Regions from separate parts of the Homo sapiens genome. Here region 2 is linked to region 1. A link is an interaction called in ENCODE POLR2A ChIA-PET data of the cell type or tissue named here. Cell type or tissue: A673. All regions are shown on one strand. Each heading gives the region's core, and the rest is flanking DNA. Links, peaks and the distances in the headings are about the cores only.

Region 1 (16,474 bases), core at 6,486-10,485:
GACATCTCAAGAAGCTTGTAGCTTCAAGGAGCCTTCAATTATTCGAGATGTCAGCCTCTGAGAACTTCGCTCTCATAATTTGGGCACTAATCTTAGAAAGTAAGTTGGGCCAGTCATAAGTAAAAATAAAAATAATGAGGAGCCCAGGCATGGTGACTCACACCTGTAATCCCAGCACTTTGGGAGGCTGAGGCAGGGTATCACTTGAGGTCAGGAGTTTGAGACCAGCCTGACCAACATGGAGAAACCCCATCTCTACTAAAAATACAAAGTTAGCCGGGTGTGGTGGCGCATGCCTGTAATCCCAGCTACTCGGGAGGCTGAGGCAGGAGAATCACTTGAGCCCAGGCGGTTGGAGGTTGCAGTGAGCCAAGATTGTGCCATTGCACTCCAGCCTGGGCAACAAGAGCAAAACTGCATCCAAAATAATAATGAGGAAAAATGAGAGGTATATTGGTTTTTTTAGCTACCATGTTGAAAATGCATGTATTTATTTTTAAAAGCATAAAATGATTAATAAATGTTATAAATTATATATTTAATATAAACATGTTTAATATTTTAAATATAAAATGTTTTATATAAAATATATGTTTAAATATAAAATATGTTTATACTATTAAATATAATATGTATTAATATTGGGATAGGAAATTGTTGCTGGAATGGCTAAGCAGTATTTTGATATTCCCATAAAGAAAGAGACTTTATGGCTAAGAGACTTTGGCTAGGACTTAGAGTTCTCATGTGGAATGTGGTTCAAGGAGTTGTAACAACCATAACAAGGACAACAAATTCATTTTATTGGAAAAATTACGTGGAAAGCTGCATGTAGGCCAGTGAATGTGATAAATGCATATAGCAAATTTGATAGGTGGAAGTCCAAAATCTACTATGGAGAAATACGAAGGTTCACATGTTCACATTGGTTCTCTATTATAATCCATTGCTACTCATCAAATCTAATATTTAACATGTGTTAAGCACTCGTTAGGTACCAGGTGCTGGGCTAACCTTAGGCCAGCATCTAAGCTGTAGGTGGACTAAACTTTACATGCACGATCCTATTTCACTCTCATAACAATCCTCTGAGCTCAAGCTTATTAATCCCCATTTTGCAGGTCAGGAAGCTAAAGCTTCCTTAGGAGTGTTAACACTTAAGGTCATTTGGAGCCAGGACTTTAACTTGGGTTGCTCTGACCCCAAAGTGAGAAAGCCAAACCTCATACAAAAGACATGAATATCCAAGTAAAAGAAAGGAGACAGGAAGGGTAAAGAAGGGGGAACTGAGCTGGGTGTGTCTGAAAGGCAAAGATGTTGGTGAGGGAGTCTAACTTCCTGAGTCCTCTGAAGAGGTGCCCACCGAACTCAAAAAGTCTGCTTAAAAGAAGAATGCAGAGAGAAAGGAAACCATTTCAATCAAGCGGAGGAGACACTACCTGCTTTACACTTTCATTGTTCTTGGGGAAAGTGGCAGCCTTTGTATGTCCTTTTCTATGCTTAGCAGGAAGGGGCATAGGGACCCTAGGAAGTCGAAGAGCTCCATGGGGTCAAGAGGTACATGGGCAGTGCCTAAGGCGCAGGCAGTGGAGAGACAGCTGGGGTACTAAGGCCCATCTGCTAAAACGGCTTTGCAGTGGAGCCTCTGTGTTTAAGCAGCTGAGTAGCTCCATTTTATCTGTGACACGGCACAAACTCAGATTGGGCAAGCACATCTCCATTTCATCAGAATCTAAGCAATTGAAAGCCATAGTAGAGCTAATTCCTTCTCTGTTTAAAAAATATTTTTTTGTTGATACTGCTGAAGACCTTTTGTAAGCAGCAGGAAGCCAATGGCTGGATGACAGTAGAGTGGAGAGAACTCAGGATTCGGAGACAGGAGATGCTTCTAGACCCACCTGCTCCTTGGTTTTCTTAGTGGACATAATCATTGTCCCCAAATGTTTCCTCATGCCCCTTATAATCTCACCCTCTCCCCACCTCCCACCTCAGGCAACCACTGATCTGCTGTCACTATAGATTAGTTTGACTTTTCTAGAATTATATGTAGATGAACTCATACAGTATGTAATCTTTTTTGTCTGGCTTCTTTCACTAAGCACAATTATTTTAAGATTCATCCATGTTGTTGCTGTGTATGAATAATTCATTCCCTTTTATTAACTCTTAAGAAATAGAGACAAATAGGCAATTAGACAATGCAAAGAATTCATTCAGGAAAGCTCCTTCCGGAGCCTGGTCTAGGCTCAGTGGGGACTCTGCCACAGAGCCTATGCCTGGATCCTACCGTGCAGTCAAGTCAACAACTCGGGACATAGTCACCAGGCATGCGCTATGTACCAAGCATGGGTTTGGCAATAGGGGTGCCAGTGAACAAGTCCCCACTCCACTCGCAAGGAGCCATTAGTCTGCTGGTGGGGGAGACTAAGCGTTCATGGTGATAAGCCTCAGACTGTGAGATCTAGAAGTATCTCCTGAACAAAAGAAAGATCAAATTACTTTAAATTTACCTTTGGTAATAAGTATGTTTTGTGATATCTTTATGTTGTTGTAATTTAAAATGGTGTGCTGGTTATCCATTGCTGCAAAACAAAGTACCCCAGAACTTGCAGCTTAAACAAGCATTTGTTATCTCAGTTTCTGTGAGTCAAGAATCCAGGAGGAGTTTATTGGGTAGTTCTGGCTCCAGGCCTCTGATGAGGTTGAAGTCAAGATGTCGGCCAGGGCTGCAGTCACATCTGAAGGCTCAACTGTTGGGCGACCTGCTGCCAGGCAGCATCGTTGTTGGTAGGCCTCAGGTCTTTACTGGTTATTAGCCAGAGACTTTAATTCTTTGTCCCATGAGACTTTCCATTGACTGCCTCAGTGTCCTCATGCAATAGCATCTGGCTTCCCCAAAGTGTGTGATATGAGAGAGATGGAAGCCACAGTCTTTGTAACCTAATATCAGAAGTGGCATTCCATTCCTCATGCTGTATTGCATTGATCACAAAGACCAACCCCAGTAAAATGAGGAAGGGAATTGCATAAGGGATAGATGGCTTACCAGGATGGGAAGCCAGGATGTATTAGCCTTCTCCTCTTGGGAGCTAGCTAACACAACACATAACAATGAACCGATGGATTTCCTTAGCCATAGTACCTGATTCCAGGGTGTATTCTGTATGAATGGAAATTTAATTTGATTAAACCTGTGAAGGACATTCAAATATCATGGTGGCTTTTAATATGACAAATTGCCAGTAAGACATAGAGTGAATAAAGTTGCTATACATTGCCCTGATCCCCATTTATTTACATGTCACAGATTTGTTTCACTAAGGCAGACCCGTGGTTACCATGGCAACAGCTCAGAGGTAAGTTTCACTGAAGCACAAATGCCATGTGAGAAGCAAAATTAAGGAGACTTAGAACAAAGAGCAGAAAAAGTGTCTATTTTTGCAAGTAGACCTGGTCAATTTAAAATTGTGCAAGAAAAGCCAAAGAGAGCCTCAAAAAGAGGTTATGCACAGCTTCATTTAAAAGAAACACTTTTAAAATGAAGGACTTGATGGAAAGTACTTCAGAACATGCAGAGAACATGCATTATGCAGAAATTTAAATACAAACCTGGGATGGGATGGGGAACAGAGAGGAAGTGGGAGGTGGTGGGCAGAGTTAGGGGTGAGGAGACATGAGAAGAAACTGGGTCCAGAGCAGGTGTCCTGAGTCAATTTGGTCCAGTGGTTTGTTCCTGGTGTGGCCCATGGCTCCAGCTAAAAAACTGCTCAGTTGGCCTCTCAGCATCTCAGACACCTGCCCTCTTCCCAAAGCTGCTTTGAGCAATGTTAGTCTGGTATTTTGAGGCTCCCAAATAAGGACATTGTGCCTGTGAAAAACCTCAGGGATCTCCAAGCAGACCTCCAAGTGCTCTTTCTTTTCTTCTTAATGCTATATAAGGAGGAAGGAAAAAAATCAACACAGTCCATGTAAAACACATCTTTGGGGAAACAAAGAAAAACGTGCCTTAGAAGTTCTAGGTAGGAACTTCTAAATGCCAACTCAAGGCCTTCCTGGAGCAAGTGACTCCCCCACCCCGAGAATGATGTTCTGGTAGCAAGTGAAAAAAGAGGGCAACTAACAGTGTCTGGCATGTTCATTAAAATCTCCAGCTATCGTTGTGAGTTTGTCAATTCATTCCCCTGTGTAATTGGGTCCATTTTTGTTTTGATACTTCAGGCTGTGTTTCAAAGGTATATGGATTCACTACTTTCACATCTTCATGTTGGAGTGTGGCTGTGACCATTAATTAATAACTTCCTTTATCCTATTAGTGCTCTCCTTCTATTCTGTTTTTTGATATGAACTTTGCTATGTCACTTTTCTTTGAATTAGTGATGGTCTTTCTGGATTATTAAATTTTTGGTGTTTCTTGCAACATCAATGGGCTCAATTTTCTTTTTCATCCAATTTCAGAGTCTTTATTTAGAAATAGATGAGTTTATTTACATTTATTGGATGGCTAATACTTTTGGATTCATTCTACCACCTACTTTTTTGTTTTCTATTTACCATGACTTTTTCCTCTTATCCTTTTGTTCTTTTTTCCTGCCTTCTATTGTATCAAGTCTTCTTTTCTTCTATAATTTTTGAGGTTAAATATTTAGTCTCCATTTTTTGTAGTTATGACATTTTTGACATGTATTCATAAATTTATATTTTAAATAAAGCAACAAGCTAATAAATATGTTTGTCTTAATTCTCAAAAAGGCAAGGACATCTAAGCCCCTTCCATCCTTCCCCTTCCATGTGTTATTAAGTATTAACATTTCATCATGTTTTAAACTTTCCCTCCAGAGTGAGTTATGATTAAAAGTTTAAGAGCCAATTTTATGTGAATCTACCAGCAGACTGTTTTGTGGATTCACATCTCTTCTCGATAAAGTACATCCTTTAGTAGTTCTTTGAGCAAGGATTCAGTGAGTAGTCAAATCTTAGATTTTATTCATTTGAAATGTATTAATTTACCCTCCCTCTTGAATGATGGACTTGCTAGTTACAAAAGTTTAAGTTTTCAATTATCTTTCTTATCCCTTTGAAGATATCATTGTGTTGCTTTCTGACATTTGTAATTGCTAATGAGGAATCTGATTGTGACTTTCTTCAAAAATTTTTTTCACTAGTTTTTTTCTTAAGTTTTAAAACTTCTTTTCCTTGGCTTTCCATAACTTCATCTGTGTTATTCTGCTTGTTAGTTTGTTTCCCTTGGAATTTGGCACAGCTTTTGACATTAGGAGTCCTGTCCTGAGTTCTAGAATCTCAGCTATTTTCTACTTGACCCCCGCTCCTCCTATTTATCTCTGTTTTCACCTTCTAGAATTCCCATAGATTAATACTGGGGCTTCTAATTTCTATCCTCCACATCTTTTATTTTTATTTCTGTATTTTATATCTCTTATCACAAATGTGTTCTGTTTTAGATGATTTCTTCAGCTATACCTTCCAGTTAATCAATTCTCTCTTCAGTTTCATGTAAGCTATTGTTCAACCTGTCTGTGAAAGATTATTGTTTCAGTGGCCACAAGTTATCTTTCTAGAATTTCTATTTGGCTAATTTTTAAGTCCATTGTTCTTTTCCTTTTTATGTTCTATTATATTCTATTCCTTCCTTTGTTTAAAAGTTATTTTCTGATTGCTCTGTTATCCATGGTTCTTTTGTATATTTTTCTCATATTTATTGTGCAGTTAGTTAACATTGTTGTACCAGTGTTTGATATGAATTCCTTATCTGCCTCGTAATTTTTGTCTGTGAGCTCATCTTCAATAGGAATACCTTTTGCAAAGGTCTCACAGGTACCCTGAGTTGCTAAGGGCTTCCTATGGGAGTGTTTCCCCATTGCCTCTGAAACTGTTCCAGAACTGGAATAGTTTTCTGTTAGAGATCTTGACCCTGTATAGATAGTGTTAAGAATTCTAGCCACATATCAACACTCAGCAGAAGTTATGGCTTCCAGTTTCTAACAATTGATTTAATTTTCGCCAACAGCCCAGGGCCAGAGACCTGCTTCCTGATTGTATCATAGGTCATATTCAAGAGTTTTCCTAGTCTCAATTCATATACAAAATTACAATTTTTTTTTTTGTGGCTCCAGGTTTCTTGGAATAGCCTAGTATCAGGAGTTCCTAAAACTTTGTCCCTAATCCGTAACATCACAACCCCACCTCCTATAATGTATTTCCAGTTTAGTTACTTATGTGCCATACAATTTTGCCTCTCACTCAGTGAAGTAGATTTTCTATTTTTTTCTGGTACCTGGCAGCTTTTTTAGTTGCCCCTAAACATGTTTTAAGAATAAATCTATGGGGCCGGGCGCAGTGGCTCATGCCTATAATCCCAGCACTTTGGGAGGCCGAGGCGGGCGGATCACAAGGTCAGGAGATCAAGACCATCCTGGCTAACATGGTGAAACCCCGTCTCTACTAAAAGAAATACAAAAAAATTAGCCGGGCGTGGTGGCGGGCGCCTGTAGTCCCAGCTACTGGGGAGGCTGAGGCAGGAGAATGGCGTGAACCCAGGAGGCGGAGCTTGCAGTGAGCCGAGATCGCACCACTGCACTCCAGCCTGGGCGACAGAGCGAGACTCCGTCTCAAAAAAAAAAAAAAAAAAAAAAAAAAAAAAAAAAAAAAAAAAAAAAGGATAAATCTATGGAGTCATGAGAGACGCTTCCTGCAGCAGTTTATTCTGTCATCTTGAGTTTGAATCCCAAGAACAATGTTTTTACTTAGAGCTCATGTTTATCTGGGTTGCTTTTCAGAGGATATAAGGGGAACTTAAAAACCTCCTCGAATTACTTTTTAGGGCTGTGCTATTGGTAGCTTAGTGAGACAGAACAGATCAGAGAAGGAAACAATATATCAGGCTATTTTTCCTGTTCTCTTTATTGTTCTTATAAAAAGTGATTTTAGGGGCAAATATCCACTGAAGATATTGTGAAGAAACCACTCAGAAATTCTGTATTTTATGCTTCTTAAAATGTATCTTAAAGTTTACGTGCTTAATGAGCTTGAATTTTATACTTTCATAACTCCAAGCTTTGAAAAGAAGAACATAGAAATGATTTGATGTTTACAAAGGAAATGACTGGGTGTATATTTTACTAATACAACACAAAGCTAAACTTCTGAACAGAAGAAGAGACAACATGGATCAGTTAAAAAAAAAAAAAAAAAGAAAATTATTGTTATGAGACAAAGTCTCGCTCAGTCGCCCAGGATGGAGTGCAGTGGTGGGATCTCGGCTCACTGCAAGCTCTGCCTCCCGGGTTCACGCCATTCTCCTGCCTCAGCCTCCCGAGTAGCTGGGATTACAGGCATGTGCCACCACGCCCAGCTAATTTTTTATATTTTTAGTAGAGACGGGGTTTCACCATGTTGGCCAGGATGGTCTTGATCTCCTGACCTTGTGATCCTCCCGCCTCGGCCTCTCAAAGTGCTGGGATTACAGGCATGAGCCACCGTGCCCAGCCCACAATAATAACTTTTAAAAGATTACAAGAAAAGAAAGGGAAAAGGCTAGAATAAACCCTATGGTGTTGGATTTATGAAGGTATCAGTATAAACTCGCGTTTTTTAAATATAAATATAAATAGAGGGATAAATATCAATGTGAATATGCATGGATTAGTATACATGCATTTACTTCTAGCTGTGTTTGCTTAAATGGCCTGAAAGCATTGACACCTCTGTGGCAATGAATACATCTAGTGTCTAGATCTTGGTTTCAAAATACCACTCTTCAATAAAAAGAACCAAGAATCCACGGAGAAGTGGCTGATTCCAGAGCTGGGGCAGGGAATATACAATAAAAAGTGCCTGGAGTGTCTTGAAATGCCAAAAAATAAGGAAATGCTCAAAAAAGGATGAGATTTCTCAAAAGCACACTGGAACTCCTTCAAGGAGCAACCAATGACCAAAGAGGAAACAATTTGAGCAACAAAATTATAACCCACAGGATAAAGTCGATATCCAGAAACCTATACTGATAAATACATAATTAAAGGAATAAATATTAGAGAGACAGCTCTTCCTTACAGAATTCCAATTAGTCAAGGAATAATGAAACAGAAAAACACTTTTTTTCTTAATTGGTATGTTCATTAAAAACAGACTAGGCCAGGCGTGGTGGCTCACGCATGTAATCCCAGCACTCTGGGAGGCCGAGGTGGGCAGATCACAAGGTCAAGAGATTGAGACCATCCTGGCCAACATGATGAAACCCTGTCTCTACTAAAAATACAAAAATTAGCCAGGTGTGGTGGCATACACCTGTACTGAGGCAGGAGAATCAGTTGAACCCAGGAGGCGGAAGTTCCAGTGAGCCAAGATCCGAGATCACGCCACTGCACTCCAGCCTGGGCAACAGAGTGAGACTCTGTTTAAAAAAAAAAAAAAAAAAAAACAGACTAATAATCCTGTGTTTAAATAGCATTGTGGTTGTGTGCTGACTTCCATAAAACACGACTGGTTGTAAGGGACTCCACAAATACACTTCGTACAGAAGTAAAAAGGTAAACAGAAATGTCTGACAAAACAGTGCCATTTCACAGTTCTGCCAGCCGTGGTAGGGCTGCTATGGGGCATCCAGGACTGTGGGGGTCTGGAGGAGGGGACATGAGGTGAGAGGTATCCTGGCCGAGGGCAGGCGGCAGTGGGGGCTCTCCCTCCAGACCTACCTCAGGGAGCTGAGCGTGCAGGCGCTCTAGGGCAGGCCTCGGACAGTCAAGGCCCAGAGAATAAAGGTAGCTAATCTCATAATATTTTTATCAGAATGTTCTGGTGATAAAAATAAAACTTGTTTTCTTTTAAAAAAAAGTGCCATTTCAGACATAGTTCCCTTAATTATTATTAATACATGCTAGAAAATGGAGTTTGACATTATTTACAATTATACCAACATTGACAGAGGCCAAATGTCACAAGCACAACAGCACACCCTGACCACAAGATGTCTTTTCATACTTCTCAATAGTTTCATATTTTAGCTATAATTAGTTTTATATTTTGGCTGAGAACAAGTTTAGCTGAGCCAAACTTGTTCTTAAGAAGCAGAATTTTTATACCCAACCATTAAAGAGTCTCTTACAGTTTTCTGGGCCTATTTGCTTGCAGAGAGTTGTAGAAACTGTAACCAGGTTCTGCATATTATACATTCACATATGATACTCAATATTCATATGCTGTGTAATTTCTTTAAGATAAAAGGAATGATTTGCAGCAGGGCCATGTAGATGAGGAAGTTCCATATGGAGGAGATCACATCCTCACACAACTTCCATTTCATCTCCTCCATATCCAGCTTCTGCGCAAAGCCCTGGATCTGAAACATTGTGGCTCTGACTCACCAGCCTTCAGCTGCCGCTGAAAATCACTCTTAGAACACCACAGTAATTGTTGCAGACATGATCTGCTGATGGATGTCAACAAGATTGAGCCAAAGTTTCAGGGTAAATAGGATATTTTCATAGTCTCAAAGTATCTCTCCCCACCCCCAATTATTATTAATTACAAAGGGAAAGATAGAAACTTTAGAATGGAGGAGTCCAGCAGACCTGACCTTAGCCACGTTGGCAAAGTTAATACCAGTAATGAGACATATTGAAGTCACGCACCCTTGGATATGATGGACTGAGCAGAGTGCATTGCTTCTGTAATGTTCTTTTCAGAAATGCATAACCTCCATCTAATGAGGAGAAACCATAAGATGAACTCAAATCGAGAGGAAAAAACCTACAATTCTGCAAAATCGCCAAGGTTATAAGAGACGAGGAAAGACTGAAGAGCCATCTAAGGCTGGAGGAGACCAAGGAGGCAAGACCAAGTGCAAGGTGAAATCTTGGATTGGATCCTGGACCAGAAAAAAAAGGCATTAGCTGGAAAACTGGGAGAATATGAATAATGACTATAGTTTAGTATTGTGTTGTATTAATGTTAATTTCATAGTTTTGGTCCCTGAACTCTGGGTACAGAGACATTAATGTTAGGGCAGTCTGGGTGAATGGTGTACAGGAATTCTAAGAAATATTTTTAAAACTTTTCTGTAAGTCTAAAATTATTTCAAACTAAAAAGGTTGTTTTATGTTGGGAACATTCTAAATCTTGACTCCTAGCTATTTTGAAATATAGAGTTGGCCCTTGAACAAGTGTTGAATTGTGAAGGTCCACTTGTAAGTAGATGTTATTCCACTTCAGCCACCCCTGAGACAGCAAGACCAACCCCTCCTTGTCCTCCTCCTCCTTATTGTACTCAGTGTGAAGATGACAAGGTCAAGACCTTTCTGATAATCCATTTCCTCTTAATAAATATTCAATATATTTTTTCTTCCGTATGATTTTCTTTGTTTTAGAGGCAGGGTCTTACTCTGTTGCCCAGACTTGAGGGCAGTGGTGTGATCATAGCTCACTGCAGCCTCAAACTTCTGGCCTCAAGTGATCCTCTCACCTCAGCCTCTCAAGTAGCTAGAACTACAGGTGCATGCCACCACATCCAGCTAATTTAGTCCATTTTTTTGTAGAACTGGGGTCTTGCTGTGTTGCCCAGGCTGGCCTCAAACTCTTGGGCTCAAGTGATCCTCCCATCTCAGCTTCCTAAGGTGTTGGGATTAAAGGCATGAGTCACTGTGTCCCACCCTTATTTTCTTAATAACATTTTCTTTTTTCTAGCTCACTCTATTGTAAGAATACAGTATATAATACATAGAAGAAATGTGTTAACTGACTATTTACATTATTAATAAAACTTCTGGTGAACAGTAGGCTATTACTAGGTAAGTTTCAGGGAAGTCAAAAGTTATACACAGATTTTCAACTGCACGAGGGGGTTGGCCCTCCCCCTACTCCCATGTTGTCCAAAGGTCAACTGTACTATAAATTCTTGTTACCTATAGTCACCCTACTGTGCTCTCAAACCCTAGAACCTATTCCTTCTAACTGTATTTTGCACCCAATGTTCCCAACACAAACATGATAAATGTTTGAGGTGATGAATATGCCAATTACCCATTACACATTGTATGCATGTATCAAAAAAAAACCTCATCTACCCCATGAATACATGCTACTATTATGCATCAATTTCAAAAACATTTTTTTAAGGGAGGCAGAGTTTGTGGTTGTGAGGAAACTTCTGGTAGTGCCAAAGCTAACCATGAGGGTTTAGGCTGCTGGTGGGAGGATGCAGTGGCTGTGGGCTTCTCCTGCAGCTAGCTGCGCAGGCAGAGGGACGGCTCCTTCCTCCAGCTGGGGAACAATGGTGAGGAGTTATAAAGAGAAGAGCACTCATTAATACAGGATGAGTTAAAGAGCTGTGGGATTGAAAAGACTCATTTGAGGCATTAAAACTGAACATGAAAATGTGATGCATGATGAAGCTTCTGCAAATCCCAGTCTCCAAAAGGCCAGGTGGGGAGTGGGAGAGCAGAGAACCAGGGGAGAAACAAAAGGGGAGGAGCACATTTAGGAACATTGAAGGCTAAGTAATTAGAAAGAGCTCTTCAAGCCTGGGGAAAGGAAAAGGGGCCAAAGGATACTTTGAGAAAATATGATTCAGCTCATCAGTCATTACTAAATTATAGATGATCAGGTAGAGATTGTAAGGTAACTTTCTATTTTAGTGTTCAAATATTTTAAATCTTGCTCTAAATATTACATTTAAAAAATTTTTAAATTTTATTTATAGACATTTTAAAAATGTCTATAGATAGCTGGTGCTCCTTCTAACCTCAGCAAAATAGGGACCCTCCCCGCATGATGGACAGAGGGACCCAAAAGAAAACAATCAAAGAACTCAAAAGGAGAGCCTCAATTCACAGAAATGGCGTGTCTTTTTTCTCTGGAATAAAATAAGTAATTTCATGGGCCCATGAAATGCAGGCAGGCTTCTGATGATTGTGAAATGGAATCTTATGCAAAAAAAAACAAATAGCCTTTCCTTGCAGCCAGCCAGTGTTTAGGCAGCACCTGCCACACACCCAGCACTGGGACAGCTGCCCTGGAGAATACGCAGATGGTGAGTTTTGCTCACCAGAAATAATGAATAAGAATTTCTTGGAGAAAAGCTTTCAGTGCTATTGAAGGCCTGCACACCCCAGGGAGCTTCCACCACAGAGCCAGCAGCAGAGCCCTGAAGGTCCCCGCCAGTAGGGGAGAGATAGACGGTGAGATGGAAGAGAAGCAGGAAGGGAATCAGGAGAGCAGGGAGGCAGTGGGAAATCATGGGAAAGGGAAGAGGGAGAGATGCAGGGGCTGTCCCAGCCCCGGTGTGGAACTTTGGAGGAGAGTAACATCCAGAGAAGGTTCTGAGATGCTTATTTGGTGGCACACTATGCAAACCCCTTGGATGAGGACCTCACTTTTTAAAAAGCCTACAGCACAGTTCTTCACTATTCCTCTGGGCTTATGTTCCTTTGAATTACACTTCATGCAGAGATTGGACCTGAGGGGAACTTGCAATTCAGTGAAGTTACAAATAACAGCCTTGAAGTTTCTTCCAAATGAAATATCCTATGATCTTTGATTATTTCTAGACAACAAAGCCAGGGCCACAGAAGCAGATAAAATAAAGAATCAAGACCTGTATCTGAACACTTAGAACCCCTACATTCTGCTCTAGAAAGAGAGGGGAAGTACTGAGTGCTCTGAATTTGTCCTGTCTCCCATTGCCACACAGGACACCATCATCCTCCCACTTCACGCTTTGCTGTTTTCATGACTAGACATCAGTTTTTTCTTTGACTTGGCCATGAGCAGGGGATGATGGAAATATGAACTGAGCCTTTCAGGTGTTAATTTCTTTTAGAGAGCCTGAATTCCTCCCCTCGGAGCCTCTCCTCTTTCCCTTCTCTGGTCTAGTGATGCTCAGTAGGGACTAGGGCTTGTCTTCCTACCCCCCTGTCTACTAGGCACCAGCACTCTAACAAAAAAATATTTTAAGCCCTTCTCAGACTGCTAAACATGAGAGACAAATCTTACCACATTTTGTATTTTTGGCCCTTTTCCCTTAATTTAGCAATGAGTTCACACCCCCCTACTGCAGTTGAATGTTGAGTCATCCATTCCACTCATGCCCTTTTCCCAGACTTCATAAGACTCATGCTGCAGAGAGGCTTCCATGGAGCCAGGGCAGGCCTAGGTGATTCTACAAACCTTCCCAGCGGTGCCTTCCCAGCAGTTACTGAGATGATGTGAGAGACATGCTGGAAACATTTAAGGCCATAGAGCATGTAAGGCCTTCTACACTGTCCCAATATAACTTTCTAGTCTTTAATTTTCCCCACTGACAGAGCAGGAGCATCGCCATCTTAGACAAGCACCACCATTTTAAAGTTACCCTTGATCAAAAACCACCTAAATCCAAAATGCATCAGCCTAATGGCTAAGGTCAGCATGACCATAAACCACAAATGACACCTCTGACCAGAAACATTCCAACCCTAAGATTAAACCCCTCCCTGACCAGAGACATGCCAGCCCTGAGATAATCTCCCCCCTGCCGGAGAGACGTCAGCCCCAAGATAACCTCGCCTCCGACCAGAGACATTCCAACCCCACAATAAACTTCTCCACACAGAAATATTCCAAGCCTGTGATAAGCTCTTTCACCCTAAAACCAATAAATACTCCTACTCTGTAAGAGAGTGCTCCTGACCAAAATCAGCCAGATGCCCCTCTCAGGTTTATTCTCCAAAATAAACCTGTCTTTGACTGTTGAGCCGCTTTTCCTGTTTCTTTTCTCTTTCTTTAACTCTTACACCCATTATTCGAATATTCTAATCAGATCTATCAATCAAAGCAAATACTACTTGCCAAGAATTGAGCTACATGCTAAGGTTACAGTGGAGCAAAAACAACAAAGTCCCTTTCTTCTTGAAGCTTATAGTCTATTGGATAAATACATATTAAATATTTAACTGCAAAAACAATGTATTTCAGCCATGAAAAGTGCTGTAAGAACTGTAATATAATTTAAAAATATATATATATAGCCTTTGTCCTTAGTTGGTACAGAGCTTCAAAAACCCTTGGAGTTTTGTGAATGATACGAATGTCTTTGTGATGCTAATGAGGTGATGCCCAGTGGGCCCCTACATAGCCTCAGTATGGGGGCTGGCCACCAGTAAGACTAACCATGTGATTATAGGGTTGCACTTCCAGCTGCCCAACCTCCAGGGAATGGAGGCCTCAAGATTGAATTCAACTATGTGGCCAATTATTCAATCTATCATGCTTACATCATGAAACACCAATAAAAACTCTAGACACCAAAGCTCATTGGAACTTTCTGGTTGGTGAAGATGGTATTGAATAAATGGACTTGCTGCCTGACACACATGGGAAGCCAATACTGTGGCACTAGCTTTTGAGAAAAGAAAGGCTTTATTGCAAGACCAGCCAGCAAGGAGACAGGAGATGCAGTTCATATCTATCTGACTGATTTGGGATCTGGGGCAAGTTCTAAGGGTTGGGAGGGCAAGAGAAAGGATTTAGGAATGTTGACTTGGCAGAGTCTGATGGGAGAACTTCAAACAAACCATTTACAGTAAGGATTTTAGTCCCAGATCTTCTGGGCCAACAGATCCCTTTTGAAAGAGCTCCAGCATTCAGGTTCCAGTCATTTCCCAGTCTTTTGGTTCCCCAGAGACGAATCCTTGTACCAGGTGTTGTTAAAGGTCAAACCTTTTTCTATTGCGCATGCCTGGCCTATGTGACTTGAAGTTTTCACTCTGTTATGCCTACAAGGTGACTTGGCGTCCTGTTATCAACAGAATAGGCCTACTTTGGGCTGGTGCTATGGTCACAAACACAGTAATGTGCTGGGAGGAAGAAGCACCTGGATTCCATGGAGAGGGCTTGGGTGCTCTGTCCTCCCCACCCCATCCTATGCATCTTTATTTGGCTGTTCCTCATCAGTATCCTTTGTAACAAAACTGTAATTATAAGCACAGAGCTTTCCTGATTTCTGTGAGTCACTCTAGTGAACTGTTGACACTGAGTTGGGGACTGTGGGAACCCCTGAATTTGTAGCCAAGTCAGGTAGAAGTGCAAGTGGCCTGGGACCCCCAAAGTGTACCTGTCATCTGAAATGGGTACAGTCTTATTGGGGCTGTGCCCTTTAATTTGGGGGCTCTGCACTAACTTTAAGATAGTATCAGAATTGAACTAATTGTGGAACACCCAGCTGGTGTCAGAGCATTAGTGCCAGAATGTAAGGGCATATAACAAGGGGGCTGTCCAGATGGAGGGATCAGGGAAGGCTTGAGGAGTGGCATTTAGGCTGAGACCCACTGATGAGCTTGAGAGGCTGGGGAATACATCTCTCTTCCATCCCCTTCACGCCTCTTCATTCCTGGTCTTGCACTTGGAATTCCCCTTGCCTCAGTCTACCTAACTTCTACCCATCCCTCCAGATCCAGCTTAAACCCACATCCCTCAGCCTTCCCAGCTGAGGTTGAGCCCCAGGGTTCCCATCCTCACTTCCGCTACCACGCCTTTTTTGTCTGTTTCACCCACTTTGTAACCCATGGATTGTTGTTATTTTGCTGTATCAGTTTCGTCCAAAAAGCAAGCATCTTGGATTCAAAGTCCATGACTTCCACACAGTAATAATGAAGTTACAGTCACACACAAAGCTAGCAGCTACCATGTGGCTTAACTTGCAGCAGGTCCTATCCTACACCCTTCGCGTGGGTTGCCTCCTCTAACCCCTGCAATAGATTTATGAGGTGGACATTACTATTCCAATTTCAGAGGTAAGGAAACTGAGGCCAGGAGAGGCTAAATAACACACTTCCATAGCTAGGGGAGAGAAAAGCTTCAATACTAGGGGCCTGTTCATATTGTTTATGAGATGAGGAGCTCTGCAGTTGTAAGCAGAGCTAACCCCTCTTTTTATCATTTTTGCAGCACTTTTCTGGATGAACAAAGTTGCATGAAGGCAGTCCATGAAAATCTAAAACTTTTCTTTCCAGGTAACAGGTAACAAGAAAAGGAGCTGTGAAATGTCAGCCCTTCTTCTGAGGGCCTTTGCGCAGGTGCAAGTCAGCATGCACTGCACCCAGGGACAGGGGTGAGGCACCTACACCCAGGTGCTAATGCCTTTCTTCATTGGCCACTCCTCATTCAACAACTGTGCATGAAGTTCCTTCTGGATGCTAGGGACAGGAGGCCCGAGCTGAATACAACACAGTCTCTGCTGTTAAGGAGCTAGCAGTCCTTAGAGAGAATGATGAGTAATGAGAGATTACAAATCCAGTAACAATCCCTTCAGGACAGCATGATGCCCATGCAGTGCCTTTGTGCAAATCAGGAAAAGGCACCCCCTCTGAGTGGACCCAGAGCTTGACAAGCAGGACTCTCGGAGTGAAGAGGTGTCTCCCAACCCCTGCCCCCAGGGGAGCACAGGGCTGACTGTCAGCTTCCTCAGCCCCCTTAGTCCCCACCT
Region 2 (16,474 bases), core at 7,941-11,940, 73 kb after region 1:
TGAGTGTGGGGTGGGAGAGGAGATGCTCGCCCCAGGGTGCCCTAACCCCACAGGTTCCACTATTTGTAACCCCCTCTCCCACCCCACCTACTTTACCTCCCCCAACCCCTAAAGGGAGAGCTAAAGAGGGTCTTTTATTTTTTTTTTTAATCACTATCTGTGCTTGCAAGGAGTTTGGAGCCTCATGTGATTGACAAGCTGTTTACAAGAGCACCATGATTTGCATGTTAAGTTCTGCCTCAGCAGTTGTTCTAGACACGGTAAGATAGTTCAGTGAGCTTCCCACAAAACTGCAGCTCTTGGCCAGGTGTGGTGGCTCACGCCTGTAATCCCAGCACTTTGGAAGGCTGAGGTGGGCAGCTCACGAGGTCAAGAGATCAAGACCCTCCTGGACAACATAGTAAAACCCCATCTCTACTAAAAATACAAAAGTTACCTGGGTGTGGTGGTGCACACTTGTAGTCCCAGCTACTTGAGAGACTGAGGCAGGAGAATCGCTTGAACCTGGGAGGCGGAGGTTGCAGTGAGCCGAGATCGCACCACTGCGCTCCAGTCCGGCAACAGAGCAAGACTCAGTCTCAAAAAAAAAAAAAAAAAAACTACAGCTCTTCTCTGTTTCTCTTCAAAACAAAAGGGATGGGACCTCAGAGTTGTGAATGTTTGCAGATACAGTAACTGATTTGATCCTCACAACAGCCCAAGGGGACAGGGAGATCCTTGTTCCTTAGATTCAAGAAACAAGGCTCCAAGAGGGTCTGGAAAGGCCCTGGGTGGAGGGCTAGTCCCACACCAAGGCCCTGCTTGGCCGGGCCCCTGCAAATCCACTCACTGGTCCGGCCCGGGTTCCAGCACACTGGTGTTCATGGTCTCCAACGGCCCTGTGCCTTCCCCAGGGACCCGCTCACAGGCCCTCAGTGTGGAATGCCTGCCACCCCTGCCCTGGACTGCTCATTCCCATTCTTCCTTTAGACCAGTGCTTTTCAGACTCTCCAGTGCCTGTGAATTTCCTGGGAACTTGTTACCAAGTAAATTCTGATTCAGGAGGCCTGGGTGGGGCCTGAGATTCTGCGTTTCTGCCGGGCTGCCAGAGCTCATGACCATCTGCCGGCCACTCTGAGCAGCAAGGCAGATGCTAGCGTAGGCCTTGCTTGGTCTGGGATGTGTCAGGAGACACAATTATACCGTCTCCTGGTGCCCTGCATTGGTTCATAATTGTAATGAGTTTGTTATGTTTTCCTGGCTGCGGTGTAATCGCTAGGAGGGCAGGGACTAGACAACTGTCTCATTCCTAACCGTATTTCCAGTGCCTAGTACAGTGCCTGACACATGGCAAATGCTCACTAAATATTTATTAAATGGGCAAATGAGTGAAAGACGAGAGCCAGCCAACACTGGTCTTCCCACGGGAACAATGCCGTCCCTTGATCTTGTGAAGGGACAGTAATGGAACATTAGGGAAAATTTCACAACCCATCATCAAATCCAGATTTTACTGGAGGCCCATGTTGAGAGGTGACAGCATGCTGGCGGCCCTCGCAAGCTCTCGGTGCCTCCTCGGCCTGGGCGCCCATTATGGCCGCGCTTGGGGGGCCCTTCAGCCCGCCGCTGCACCGTGGGGGCCCCTTCTCTGGGCCAGCCGAGACCAGAGCCGGCTCCCTCGGCTTGCGGGGGGTTGTAGAGGGAGAGGCGCGGGCAGGAACCGGGACTGTGCGCGGCGCTTGCGGGCCAGCGCGAGTTCCGGGCGGGCGTAGGCTCGGCGGACCCCGCACTCGGAGCGGCCAGCAGGTCCCGCCGGCCGGGCACTGAGGGGCTTAGCACCTGGGCCAGCAGCTGCTGTGCTCAACTTCTCGCCGGGCTTTAGCTGTCTCCCCGCGAGGCAGGGCTCGGGCCCTGCAGCCCGCCATGCCTGAGCCTCCCCCACGCCGTGGGCTCCTGCACTGCCCCAGCCTCCCCGACGAGCGCCGCGCCCTGCTCTACGGCGCCCAGTCCCATCGACCACCCAAGGGCTGACAAGTGTGGGCACACAGGCGCGGGACTGGCAGGCAGCTCCACCTGCGGCCCAGATGCGAGATCCACTGGGTGAAGCCAGCTGGGCTCCTGAGTCTGGTGCGGACTTGGAGAACCTTTATGTCTAGTTAAGGGATTGTAAATACACCAATCGGCACTCTGTATCTAGCTCAAGGTTTGTAAACACACCAATCAGCACCCTGTGTCTAGCTCAGGGTTTGTGAATGCACCAATCAACACTCTGTGTCTAGCTAATCTAGTGGGGACATGGAGAACTTTTTGTGTCCACACTCTGTATCTAGCTAATCTAGTGGGGACGTGGAGAACCTTTGTGTCTAGCTCAGGGGTTGTAAAGGCACCAATCAGCACCCTGTCAAAAAGGACCTCAGCTCTGTAAAACAGACCAATCGGCTTTCCATAAAATGGACCAAACAGCAGGGATGTGGGTGGGGCCAGATAAGAGAATAAAAGCAGGCTGCTCCGGTGTCCTATCCACTCTGTGGAAGCTTTGTTCTTTTGGTGTTTGTAATCAGTCTTGGTGCTGCACACTCTTTGGGTCCATGCCGTCTTTATGAGCTGTAACACTCACCGTGAAGGTCTGCAGCTTCACTCCTGAAGCCGGTGACACCATGAACCCATCGGGAGGAACGAACAACTCCAGATGCACCGCCTTCTAGAGCTGTAACACACTCACTGCCAAGGTTTGTAGTTTCACTTCTAAAGCCAGTGAGACCACGAACCCACCAAAAGGAATAAACTCCAGACATGCTGTCTTTAAGAACTATGAATGCCACCATGAGGGTCTGTGGCTTCATTCTTTAAGTCTGTGAGACCAAGAACCCACCAATTCCAGACACTATATCCTAGGCCTAAAATCATCTTAAAAAAAAACCATCTTCAAATGGGTCATAGTAAAATGTTCATGGTGATCATCTCTCAAGAATAGGATTACTGACTTTGTGTACTTCCGTGTTTTCCAAATTTAATGCAATGAACAAGCACTAGTGCAGTAATTTGAAAATTCATCTAAGCAAGTTCTCTGAATTATCTCCATGGTCACTTCTCTTGTCACTGCAGATGAACTATCTGTGTGGCCATGGCCCATCACTTGTACTCACTGTTTGCTTAACTACAAAGAAGGGGGGACTGCAGATGACCACCGAGACACTCAGCAATGTGAATTCTCTATGAATGTTTTTATCTGTATTCCTTCTCAGCCTTGCTACTCCAAAGCACTCCCAGCCTCATTCTTGACTTTCTGATTTCTGCAAGTTCTTGCCAATATGAATTATGTTTCATGCTGCTGGCTTTCTAAGGATGGAATTTGTGACTCAAGGCCTAAGCTGCCACTGAGCTATTTGCTAAACTTAAGTTGCTGTTTTTGAACACCCGGACTCCTAAGAATCAATGAAAACCCAAGATGATCAACATTAGTCACAGAACCAAATAATCCTATGGACTGACGGAGGGTGGGTCGCTGGAGTTTTATGCTTTTCACATACTGGCATTCCAGTAAACATTCTTAAATACGTAAGCTGTGAGGTTATTCAGCAAACAGCCTATGGACAGTCACAGCATTTGTACCTGCTCCACAACCCACTGTATTTTCCCTAATGGTATGAATGCATTAATACATGAAGTGATTTATTTTAGGAGTTGAAGCTAAACTTTTTTTTTTACATTCATTAGCGCATTGAGACATTCACTCAGCCTACTTTCTATAGGCTATCATGAGCAGAGTTAGTGAGCTTGTTTGTGGAAACTATGTATGAAAAATAAGGAAAGTTTGGAGTTCAAATCTGAAATATTTTGAGATCAACATTGACGAGACATAGTGACATAATGCTTGCCAATAATATTTATTCTGGAACTATTACATTACGACAAACATGGGATCCCTTTGTATGGTTAGATTCAATAAGAGATCATTGTTACACTTTGATTCAGCATTTTCTTATATTCTGAATAGAAATAAAATTTCTGTGCCTGAACTTTGTTCTGACATGTGTTGAGCAGACATCAGTCTTCATATTCACCAGTAATATAAGCCCCAAACAAGTAATATAACTTTAAAATTTTTACCACATGGATAGATAGGGACATAGCTATAAATATGTAGATACAGATGTGTCTTATTTGATTCCACAAAAGATTTAAGATGATTTGCCAAAATATATACAATAAAAAAATGCATAAATTAGAATTTAGATCCTAGGAAAATGTAGAAGAGAAAAAGGAGCAGAGGAAAATTGGTCCATGGATAAGCACACCATCGAAGTGCATTCAGTTACTAAATGTGGGTTGGAAATGGCTTCCCTCCAACGCTTCCTGACTCAAGAGTTAAACTCCAAAACCTTCGCCTGACCTGCAAGGCCTCTACATGGCCTACGCCTGACGCCGTCCCCCCAGTCTTCCATCTCATCCCTCACATTCCTACATTCTCTAGTCCACTCCTCCTAGATATGCCAGGCGGGTCCTAAGGTCAGGAGTTTGAGACCAGCCTGACCAATATGGTGAAACCCCGTCTCTACTAAAAATACAAAAATTAGCTGGCCATGGTGGCGGGCGCCTATAGTCCCAGCTACTCAGGAGGCTGAGACAGGAGAATCGCTTGAACTCAGAGGGGTCAGACGTTGCAGTGAGCCAAGATCATGCCACTGCACTCCAGCATGGGTGACAGAGCCAGCCTGAAACTCTGCCCTGCGTCCTTCTGAGAAGTGACAGTGTACCGGCATGGCAGCCCTCACAGCCCTCGCTCGCTCTTGGCGCCTCCTCGGCCTTGGCACCCACTCTGGCCGCGCTTGAGGAGCCCTTCAGCCCGCCGCTGCACTGTGGAAGCCCATTCCTGGGCTGGCCAAGGCCGGAGCCGGCTCCCTCAGCTTGCGGGGAGGTGTGGAGGGAGAGGCACGGGCGGGAACCGGGGCTGCTCGCGGCGCTTATGGACCGGCGCGAGTTCCGGGTGGGCGTGGACTCGGCGGGCCCCGCACTCGGAGCGACCAGCCGGCCCCGACAGCCCCGCCGGCCCGGGGAAGTGAAGGGCTTAGCACCTGGGCCAGCAGCTGCTGTGCTCGACTTCTCGCTGGGCCTTAGCTGCCTCCCTGCGGAGCAGGGTTCGGGACCTGCAGCCCGCCATGCCTCAGCCTCCCCCACGCCGTGGGCTCCTGCGCCTCCCGAGCCTCCCCGAGGCTCAAAATAGTCAAAATGGACCAATCAGCTCTCTGTAAAACAGACCAGTCGGCTCTCTGTAAAATGGACCAATCAGCAGGATGTGGGTGGGGCCAGATAAGAGAATAAAGGCAGGCTGCCTGAGGCAAGCGCGGCACGCCGCCACGGTCCGTTTTCAGGCTGTGGTAGCTTTGTTTTTTTGCTTTTTGTAATAAATTTTGTTGTTGTTTGTTCTTTGGGTTCACGGTGCATTTGCGAGCTGTAACACTCACCACGAAGGTCCTCAGCTTTCCTCGCTGGTGAGACCATGAACCCCCCCAGAGGGAAAAAACACCCAACACATCAGAATGTCAAGGAACAAACTCCGGCCATGCCGCCTTTGAGGGCCTGTAACACTTAACCGCAAGCACCAGCCACGCCGCCTTTAAGAACTGTAATACTTGCTGTGAGGGTCTGAGGCTTTATGCTTGACGTCAGTGAGGCCAAAAACCCATCAATTCTGGACACACTCCCAAATGGCTTCCTCCCTCATCTAGAATTCACCATCTCCTTGGAGGGGCTCTTGGCCACCCACCTGAAAGAGGTCACTCCCCCCGCCCACCTGCCCGTCATTCTCTTTCCCAACGTGTTTTGTGTTTTTTCAGAGTGAACGTCGTGATAACGTGTATCATGACCTGTATCCTCACTAGCATGTAAATCTTGTGAGGAGGGCCTTTTTCTGTTCTGTAGACTGCTGTGTCCTGAGAGGAGCAAATGGTGAAGTTTGTGTTCTCTGGCTAGGGGCAGTGCAGGTATCCTGTCTTGTTGGTTGAGGGCGTATCCACGTGCTTTTTTGTTTGTTTTTGAGACGGAGTCTCGCTCTGTCTCCCGGGCTGGAGTGCTGTGGTGCGATCTCGGCTCACTGCAACCTCCGCCTCCCGGGTTCGAGGAATTCTCCTGTCTCAGCCTCGCCAGTAGCTGGGACTATAGGCGCTGGCCACCATGCCCAGCTAATTTTTGTATTGTTCAGGCTGGTCTCAAAGTGCTGACCTCAGGTGATCAGCCTGCCAAAGTGCTGGGATTACAGGTGTGAGCCACCGCATCCGGCCTCCACGTGCTTTTAAAAGTGGCAACTGAGCACTCGGATTGTAGAATGGACATCCTTTCACGTAAAAATTCTTGTCTGAGTCTGATAATCCTCACAACAACATCTGAGGAACATCTTATGTCTGTCTGGTCATGGGATGAAGAGAATCTTCAACTGAAATTTCCAGTAGACGGGGAGCTGTTCTAATGCATGAACAGCAGGACATCAAGACTCCAACATCGTCTTCCGTAAGGTTGCTCCACGGTGATCTGGGCTGAGAAAATTTCAAGGTAACATTTGCTAATTGTTGGCTATATGCCTATACATATAGACAGTTCACCAACGTAGATTTCTAATGATCCTGCCAGGTAAACTTTGTTCTCAAATAAAACGCCTCCAAGTAACTGATTTTAGAAGTGCATTTACCAACATGGTAATTTCAGTATTAGAATAGCCTCTCAAGTCCTGCTTTCTGACAACAGAGTGAAGCCAAGTGTCAGTGAAGTCACTCCTAGTACATAAAAATGAAACTATATAATAAGCATAGAGAATAAGTCTTAGACCACTGGGAAAACTTAAATATAAACAGGATACAAATGATATTTCAGAAGTTGTGTTTATTTTCTTAAGTACAATAATGGTATTTTGTAATGGAAGTGTTCTTGTTTTTAGGCTTTGTTTGCTGAAGTTCTCAGTAATGAAGTGTGATGTTAAAACTGTCTTTCAACTGGCTTCACAATAAATAAATAAATAATTAAGTGGGTAAATCTAGGAAGCATATATAGCAAAACGTGAATAATTGTATCTAAGAGAAAGGATTTAGGCCTTTATTATACTATTCTGTCAACTTTTCTGAATATTTGAAAATTTTCCCAAGTAAAAGTTGGAGAGGGATAATATTTATATTTCTACTCCTTTTAATAAAGATAATCTAAACATGGTTTTAAGAACCTGTTGTCTGCCTTGAGAAACCATTTATTTCTGCTGACATTCTCACAGTGATATTAAGGCTCAGATACTATTTAAACATTTGTGGCTATGATTTTTTTATCAAGCACATTAAAATTAGTCCCAAACTAGTTATTATTCACTGAGTCGAAGGTCAAGGAAAAGAACCAAAATTAATCAACACTGTGTCTTGTATGTAATACAAGTTCATAGAGCCATGAACTTGTAATATAGCTTCATGGAAGTATCCACAGGGTGTTGACGAGTGTGGCAGCAGCTGTTTCTAAAGCCTCCTTATTCCTGAGACGCCCTGGCTTGTTGCATGCCCCTCACCAAAACACACAACAGCCCCTCAGCAAATTAAGTCCAGAATATTGCATTTTACACCCAAATGCCCCAAGATAGATATTCAAGTAAACTTAATAGAATCACTTAACATTCTAGCTGAAAAGGACTTGAGTGATCATTTAACTATAGTGAATGTTGGTTGTAAAATCATTAATGCCCTGCAGGGCAGAGATGTTGTCCTGACTGTATTTGCATGAGTAGTATCACATAACATAGAGACTTTCTAGACTGGTACCCAGTCATGATTTTATTCCGTGAGTGTGTGAAAAAGGGATTGAGGTCCTTCAGCCTCATTCAAGGAGTTGTGGAGGGAGTTTTGGGTTGATGTCTACCTCATTTGATATCTGCTCATATCTATGTGTCCAGCATCTTGTTCATTTTTTGCAGCCTCAATCTGATCACACATTCAGCCACTTAGGACTAGGTGAGCAAGAGCTGTTGGTTCAGAAAACCAAGGCTGAATTCCATTGTCCCTTACCTGATGGAGCGGAGAGGCTCCTGGAAAGATATGGTTTGACTAAATTTCTATACATTTATTTGAATGGACATGAATTTGTAGCAGGTGGTATATTTCACCACTTAGCCTTACCCACATAAGGGGGCTTGGATTTGTCCCCAACAGCATTTCTGAATAGCAAGGACCCATGCTGTTTTGGAGGGAATTGTATGCTGTTTTGGAGGGAATTGTATGGTTTGAGCCATTCAAGGCAAGTAACATGAGGCCATTGTGAGGGGGCTCATCGAGGTGTTTGGGCAGAGATGGGCATACCATCCATAGGCAGTGGGCAGGTGGGTGCCCTTGGAGGGCCTGGCCCAATGAGGACAGGACAAGCAGCTTCTCACTGCCTGCAATGCATGATCCACAGACATGGTTTGGCTTCCATGAGGTGGTGGTTGGTGTATGCTGGCTGCCAGTCGGCCCTCTCCATTCCCAAGTCCCTCCCCACCCACCTCCAAAGCCACCCCTGCCACCATGTTCCCTTCCACACCCTCCCAGTGACTTTAGGCTCTTCCTTTCCTCTCTTTCCAGGGTAAACTTCTTGTTTCCTCCCTCCTGTGGCCTTTCTATTAGAATCTCAAGAGCATTATTGGGGGATGGGAAACCCTGGCTTACTTCTCCTTTTATCACTGACACAATTTTAATTCTTCTTGAAGGTTAGTCTAAGGAAGTGGGGGAAAATTTACATCGAGATGATGTTTGAAGATACCTTACTACAAGCCAAGAGAACATTAGAGTCCCACGTCACCCTTCTGTCTGAAACAAATAATCACGTCCTGATTCCCTTCTGGCTTTTGTGTGTATTTATATGTTCACCCAGGTTTGCTCAATGCAGGTATGGGCATTTCAGTGAAAGCCTCTATTTTACCCTTCTCTCCTTCTCTCTAGTTGGCCAGAATATTTGCTTCCAAGTGCAGCCCAAATTACTTACCTTAATTGTCTGCACCTCCCAAGTATTTCAGCTAATTGTCGAATTGTTGCTACTCATTGTCTTGTGACTGTGTATACCTCACCCACGGGGCTTAAATTCTGCCCAAGCAAAAAGGGCTTGGTGAACTGAAACCAGAAAAAAAGTTCAAGGCAATGGAACAAATGCCAATGTCTTGGTTCAAGGAGCGACTTTTACAGAATTACGTGCATTCGTACCAGTTGTTATGATGAATTGTTCTGACACTCATCCAGACAGAAAAATAATTGAAGTTCCTTTCCCAGGGGTTCTCTAACTCAAACACTCAAAACGACCTGACCTCAGCCCAGAGCAGAAGTCACAAGGCCAAGATTCAAAAAATAAGTAAATACATTTATAAGGAGATATAAACTGCTTTCCGAAAACATCCAATTTGGGTCAATGATTGATGAAGAACTAAGAATAACTGGAACATTTGCTTTTCCTTATTTTTAAAATAATTAAAGTTACTTATAATGCTTATATAGACCTCTGAGCAAGGAGTGTGTGTGTGTGTGTGTGTGTATGTGTATGTGTAAGTTTATGCTTGAAGATCTTTGTTGCTACTCCTACCCCCATCCCCCTGTATATATTCTAGAAACCAGTGCTAGTTCTGATGACCAACTTTGGGCTAAACCACAGCTATACTTTGGAAGCTATGCAATCGCAGACTACTCTGCAGATTTTGCTTTTTGTTAATAACCTATTTTAAAGTTCAGCAGACTGGCATCTCTTTTGATGCTGATTATACTCCTTCTAAAACTCCACTCCAAGTTCAGCGTCAGCAAATCCCAGTCTGACAGAAAGTAAGATTGTTTTCTCAGTTTGCCAGTACACTGCATTTCAGAGACAGGCTCAACCCCAAAGTCGCTGCTGTGGCAGAGCTCATGCCGCGCCTTTTGGACCACAGTGACAGATGGTTTTGCTTAAAGACAATCCCTCTGAGATAGCTCGTCTGCCCAGGCGGCTGTGTGGGCATGCTTCGGGCATGTAGCCAGCGCTCACATGCTATCCACATATTTCACATCCATAACCACACCCGCATATAGTTTAAACACTGTCTGGTCTTCAGAGGCCTTTATGTAACTTTATATTCAATGAAAATAGCTCTTGGTGATTAATTTTGCTGCTTTTGGCCCCTTTCAGGGAAACAAGTTTGACACTTAGTCTGTATTTTTCAAAGCGAGAGAAAATGGAATTGAAAAGAGTGTTTTCTAATGAATTAATTCCAGTGATGTTGAGTCCAACATGAGAAGAAATGTAATTCCTCCTGGAATGCAACTGCACACCTACTGCTCAATGATGTATAATAACTATTTTATTCCAAAAAGGATTTGAAGTGGCTTCCAAAAAATGAGTGACATTAATAGCTAAGGATATTGGGGAGAAACTGGGCATAGCCGATGGATTTCACTTGCCTGTGGCCGTGGCTGTTCATTTTCGTTCATGAGGTGTAAGAAATGAGGAAGGGTGGCTGACCAGGGGACAACGACACCACATCTGGGAATACCCTCCTTCAAATCAGAGACTTACAGGAAAACGGACAGGCCGGCGCACATTATTCAGGCCATTCTCAAATGTTTAATAACTGTTTCATATCAATATCAAGTTAAGCACATTTTAGTAAGGTGGGTGAACATGTTTGCCCATATCCCAAATTATCCCAGACTCTCCACTGTACAGGAAGCGGACAGTGTCTTCCACCAACGCCTGCTTCACAAGGTTTATTCCTTAATAGCCAGACTTGGCCTCTTTTCTTAGCTCTGAGCTGTGAGGCACAGTCAGTGTTTTCAAACAAAAGGTATTTCCAGGAAATCTTCTGTCTGAGGAAGGACGAACACACAGTTCTCTTAGTTGGGGAGCGTGGGAAGGAGGGAAGCAAAGGTGTGGGGGACTTTGGTATTCTCTCTTCTTAACCCAGTACTTGGAGGGTATTCTCCCAGGCCGTTCAGTGGAACAACAAAATGGCTGGAAAACAACACTTTTAAAAAGTTTCTTCCTGGGCACGGTGGCTCATGCCTGTAATCCCAGCACTTTGGGAGGATGAGGCGGGTGGATCACGAGGTCAGGAGTTCGAGACCAGCCTGGCTAACGTGGTGAAACCCCCTCTCTACTAAAAATACAAAAATTAGCCAGACGTGGTGGTGCACACCTGTAATCCTAGCTACTCAGGAGGCTGAGGCAGGACAATTGCTTGAACCAGGGAGGCAGAGGTTGCAGTGAGCTGAGATTGCGCCACTGCATTCCAGCCTGGGAGACAGAGCAAGAGTCTGCCTCAGGAAAAAAAAAAAGTTTCTATGACAACATGTTATGAATGAGCACACTTCCTAAGGAAATGAAACTCCTAAATGCATCAGTAACTTTATTGGGGATCTGGAAGTTGTCTTTTTTTTTCAGTTTGCTAATTATAAATCCAGACGCAAAACCTATGACTTTACCCAATTAAGCAGTTTTTTCACATATTTTTTTCATTTTTTTAAAAATATATTGATCCAACTGTAATAAACATATATTCTGTAACTGTAATATGTTATTTCCCTGCAAATGTTCCTCTTTATCCACATTTTTCCATCCTTTCACCACTCATTCCTTCAACATATTTTTATTACCAGCTAGCAAATAGAGTAAGAACAGCATCAATATGAGCAGAGAATTCTTCTATACTCTGTTTCTTAACTAAAGATAAACAAAGGCCAGGCGCTGTGGCTCACACCTATAATCCCAGCACTTTGGGAAGCTGAGGCAGGCAAATCGCCTGAGGTCAGGAGCTCAAGACCAGCCTGGCCAACATGGTAAAACCCTGTCTCTACTAAAAATACAAAAATTAGCCAAATGTGGTGACAGACGCCTATAATCCCAGCTACTCGGGAGGCTGAGGCAGGAGAATTGCTTGAACCTGGGAGGCGGAGGTTGCAGTGAGCCAAGATCACGCCACTGCACTCCAGCCTGGGCGACAGAGCGAGACTCCATCTCAAAAAAAAAAAAAAAAAAAAAAAAAAAGATAAGCAAGTACTCTGTGCATTGGGAAGTAACTAAGTGGTCAGGGTTTCTATTATCTTTTTGAAATTTAGATTTGTTAGCCTAAGAGATCATGAATCATCAGGCTCTTGGCAACTGTGGGAAAGGAAAGATGATATTCTAGAAACTGATCATCTGGTAATCGCTGATAAGTTCACACATCAATATTTAATTCCACCACAGTTTTGTTTTCAAAGTAGAAGAAGTTTGTATAGGTTGGTGCAAAAGTAATTGCGGTTTTTGCCATTATTTTAGTGGTATATTGTCAGCAATCACCACTGCATCCCTGACTGAGATCAATGTGAGCTCTGCACAGTGTCTCTAACACTCACTAGGTGGCCATGGTTTCTATCCCTTCTAGAGAATGCTACCTGGAAAATAAGGTTTGGGGTCACACCCAGACATCAGACCATTTGTTACTTTCCCCATTTTCTCACCCTTTTTTTTTTAAATTTTTTAAATTATACTTTAAGTTTTAGGGTACATGTGCACAACGTGCAGGTTAGTTACATGTGTAGACATGTGCCATGTTGGTGTGCTGCACCCAGTAACTCGTCATTTAACATTAGGTATTTCTCCTAATGCTCTCCCTCCCCCATTCCCCCGCCCCAAAACAGGCCCCGGTGTGTGATGTTCCCCCTCCTGCATCCATGTGTTCTCATTGTTCAATTCCCACCTATGAGTGAGAACATGCGGTGTTTGGATTTTTGTCCTTGCGATAGTTTGCTGAGAATCTCACCCCCCCTTTTTTTTTTTTTTTGAGACAGTCTTGCTCTGTCGCCCAGGCTGGTGTGCAGTGGCGCCATCTCAGCTCACTGCAACCTCCACCTTCCAGGTTCAAGTGATTCTCATGCCTCAGCCTCCAAAGTAGCTGGGATCACAGTCATGCACCACCACGCCTGGCTAATTTTTGTATTTTTAACAGAGACAGCGTTTCACCATGTTGGCCAGGCTGGCCTCAAACTCCCAACCTCCAGTGATCCATCCGCCTCAGCCTCGGAAATTGCTGGGATTACAACCGTGAGCTACCGCGCCCAGCCTCACCCATTTAAAGGGAAACTTTCTTCATGGTAACGAGCTCACTTACAGATTGAGTTCATAATATTAAAAAACATTTTTTTAGAGATGACATCTCCCTGTGTTGCCCAGACTGGAGTGCAATGGCTATTTCCAGACATGTTGATGGTGCACTGTGGCCTCAAACAATCCTCCCTCCTCAGCCTCCTGAGTAACTGGGACGACAGACTCGCACCACCAAGCCCAGGTGAGTTCACGATTTGAAAGGCACTGGTTTTAGACCTTTCTAGTAAATTTTAAATGGCACATTGGATTTCTCATAGCAGATGACTCATGTTCTTCTTATGAAATTCGCTTACACAATTCTCATGCTGGATTTTAGTCAGAATATAGACTAGAGAGAAAAAATCATCAAGGAGACAGAACCCATGGATATGTAACTTTATGAACAGGAATGTCCCAAACTCCCGATTTCATTCTTCTGACACAAAGAATTACCACCATGCGGCATACTTCTGCTGTAGGAATTGCTGCTGGAATATACTAATCATTTTAAGCAGTGAAGAGCATTGCGTCTGAAAGGCAAGTAGAGATACGGAAACACAATCAAGTCTAACAATAGATTGAGAAGAACCATGCCTAACGACAAGGGATAAAGATGAAAACCACCGTTTCATTCTTTCTCCTCCTTTTGACTTTATTGCTGCAGCTCAGTTTGCATCTTGAGCACCCTCGTTGCCCAGCAGCCCGGCGGGGTTCATTTGCATGTGTCTTCCCAGGTCTTCCCTTCAACCTCTGCAAAGCCAGCCAGGCGGAGAGGGGGCAGAGGCGTCCTTGGAGGGGAGCAATTCAGAAACAGCCACATCTTTTCTTTAAGGAAAAGGGAGGTCTCAAGATTACTTTCTATTTTTCATCACTTCTCTAATATATGCACACTGTATTTGCATAACATCTATTTGCACTGGGAGCCCATCCCTGGCTTCCTGAAAGATACAGGAGGGCATTTGAATATATATTTTATTCCCTGTGATGTCTCAGAGTTGAGCCTCTAATCTCATTACCAGCTTGCATGCTTCCAGTGAGTTATTCTATGGTCTTTAGAATTGTGCCTCCAATTTGTAAGCCTAGCTAACAATTACATTTTCATCGTGGAAAGATGTTAAAGATTGCTTTCAGTGAGAATTAAATCAAAGATCTCAGCATGTGCAGCTCCCAACCCCCAACCTCACTTCTTTGCGCACTTAATAGAGGTTGGCAACATAAAACTCCCTTTCTCTAGAACATCATCTTCACACAGAAAATCCTGCAGAAACTATGTTAAAAACACAGCATTGTCTAGTCTTATTCACTAAATGCTCCAACTTGACCACCTCAAAAAAAATAATAATTTCCAGGCTTGGAGAGACTGTTTAATTATTGAAGGACCAGCCTAGTGAAATGACATGGGATCCCAGACTGGTGGGATTTATGAAGAAATTGTCCATCCCTAAAAGAACAGGAAAACATACAGGTAGGTAGTTTCACAAAATATGATGTCAGTAAGACAGGTCAAAGACAGCCAAAATCACTCTTCAGAACCATTCTCAGCCTCTCTTTGGGTTCCCAGTTTATGTTTAGCTGCTTTGGGTTTAAATACCTTACCTAGATGATTTTACTTAATCCTTATGGCAATCTGAGGACATGGATTTTTTTAAATCCCCATTATACAGACAAGGAACCTGAGGTCAGTAGCTTTCCAAGGTCACATAATAAGAGACACATCTGAGAGAAGTAATTGGGTCTACTGCATTGCATCTTTAAGCCTCGCCTAAACCTTCATCCCTTTTGGCTTTCTTGTCTTTACCCCAGCTTTCTAGGATCTTCCAGGGCAGGACTACGTTCAGATCTGGCCTCCTTCTACCTAGCCAGTTCCTTCCCCTGCCAGCAAACATGCTATTCCGGCTTCTTTCTGCCCCTAGTGAGAGGTGACGGCGTGTTGGCAGCCCCCGCAGCCTTCTCTCGCTCTCGGTGCCTCCTCGGCCTCGGCGCCCATTCTGGCCGCGCTTGAGAAGTCCTTCAGCCCGCCGCTGCACCGTGGGAGCCCTTCTCTAGGCTGGCCGAGGCCAGAGCCGGCTCCCTCGGCTTGCGGGGAAGTGTGGAGGGAGAGGCACGGGCGGGAACTGGGACTGCGCGCGGCGCTTGCGGGCCAGCTAGAGTTCCGGGTGGGCGTGGGCTTTGCGGGCCCGCACTCGGAGCGGCTGGCTGGCCCGCAAGCCCCGGGCAGTGAGGGGCTTAGCACCTGGGCCAGCAGCTGCTGTGCTCGACTACTCGCCGGGCCTTAGCGCCCTCCCCGCGGGGCAGGGCTCAGGACCTGCAGCCCGCCATGCCTGAGTCCCCGCCCCGCCGCGGGCTCCCGCGTGGCCTGAACCTCCCCGACGAGCACCGCACCCTGCTCCACGGTGCCCGGTCCCACCGACCGCCCAAGGGCTGAGGGAGTGTGGGCGCACGGCGCGGGACTGGAGGGCAGCTCCACCTGCGCCCCGGTGCGAGATCCACTGGGTGAGGCCAGCTGGGCTCCTGAGTCTAGTAGGGACTTGGAGAACCTTTGTGTCTAGCTAAGGGATTGTGAGTGCACCAATCAGCACTCTGTGTCTAGCTCAAGGTTTGTGAACACACCAATCAGCACCCTGTGTCTAGCTCAGGGTTTGTGGATGCACGAGTCGGCACTCTGTATCTAGCTAATCTGGTGGGGACTTGGAGAATCTTTATGTCTAGCTAGGGATTGTGAATACACCAATCAGCACTCTGTGTCTAGCTCAAGGTTTGTGAATGCACCAATCAGCACTCTGTGTCTAGCTCAGGGTTTGTGAATGCACCAATTGACACTGTATCTAGCTAATCTAGTGGGGAGGTGGCGAACTTTTGTGTCTAGCTCAGGGATTGTAAAGGCACCAATCAGCACCCTGTCAAGACGGACCAATCAGCTCTCTGTAAAACAGACCAATCGGCTCTCAGTAAAATGGGCCAATCAGCAGGATGTGGGTGGGGCCAGATAAGAGAATAAAAGCAGGCTGCCGGAGCTGCTAGTTGTGAGTCTCCTTGGTGTTATGTATGCAGTGTGGTGGCTTTGTTATTTTGCTGTTTGTAATAAGTTCTTGCTGCTTACTTTCTGTGGCTATACTGCTTTTATGAGGTATGATACCCACCATGAAAATCTGTAGCTTTATATTTGATGCCAGGGAGCTTACTAAACCCACCAGGAAGAACAACTGCAGACATGTTCCCTTTAAGAGCTGTGGTACTCATGCGTAAATGTGTGCAGCTTTGCTCCTGAGTCAGGGAGACCACGAACCCACCAGAAGGAAAAAACTGTCCAACACATCTGAATGTTAGAAGGAACAAACTCCAGATACACTGCGTTTTAAGAACTATCACCGTTAGGATCCGTGGCTTCATTCCTGAAGCTAGTGAGACCAAGAAC

The links. ChIA-PET counts read pairs that join two places held together with the same protein. Peaks named below come from ENCODE experiments on the same cell type or tissue, not always from the same donor. Only the 100,000 strongest peaks of a DNase experiment are listed, where the experiment ranks them.
Region 2: POLR2A ChIA-PET joins it to region 1 with 6 read pairs; 2 of 35 experiments call an interaction of 5 or more read pairs at or near these places.

The regions. Positions count from the first base shown.
Region 1 is chr6:3,684,712-3,701,185 of GRCh38, forward strand. All of the region lies in intron 1 of LOC100507336 (a long non-coding RNA gene), which reads right to left. It also overlaps the pseudogene TOMM5P1. Among named protein-coding and RNA genes, the nearest start is that of PXDC1, 59 kb to the right of the region's middle. In A673, for the core only: no CTCF peak of the experiment used is centred there; no DNase peak of the experiment used is centred there.
Region 2 is chr6:3,756,485-3,772,958 of GRCh38, forward strand. No RefSeq gene overlaps it. Among named protein-coding and RNA genes, the nearest start is that of PXDC1, 13 kb to the left of the region's middle. RefSeq lists enhancers at 1-166, 329-1,294, 4,369-4,882 and a silencer at 13,631-13,925. In A673, for the core only: no CTCF peak of the experiment used is centred there; a DNase peak (open chromatin) is centred at 9,927.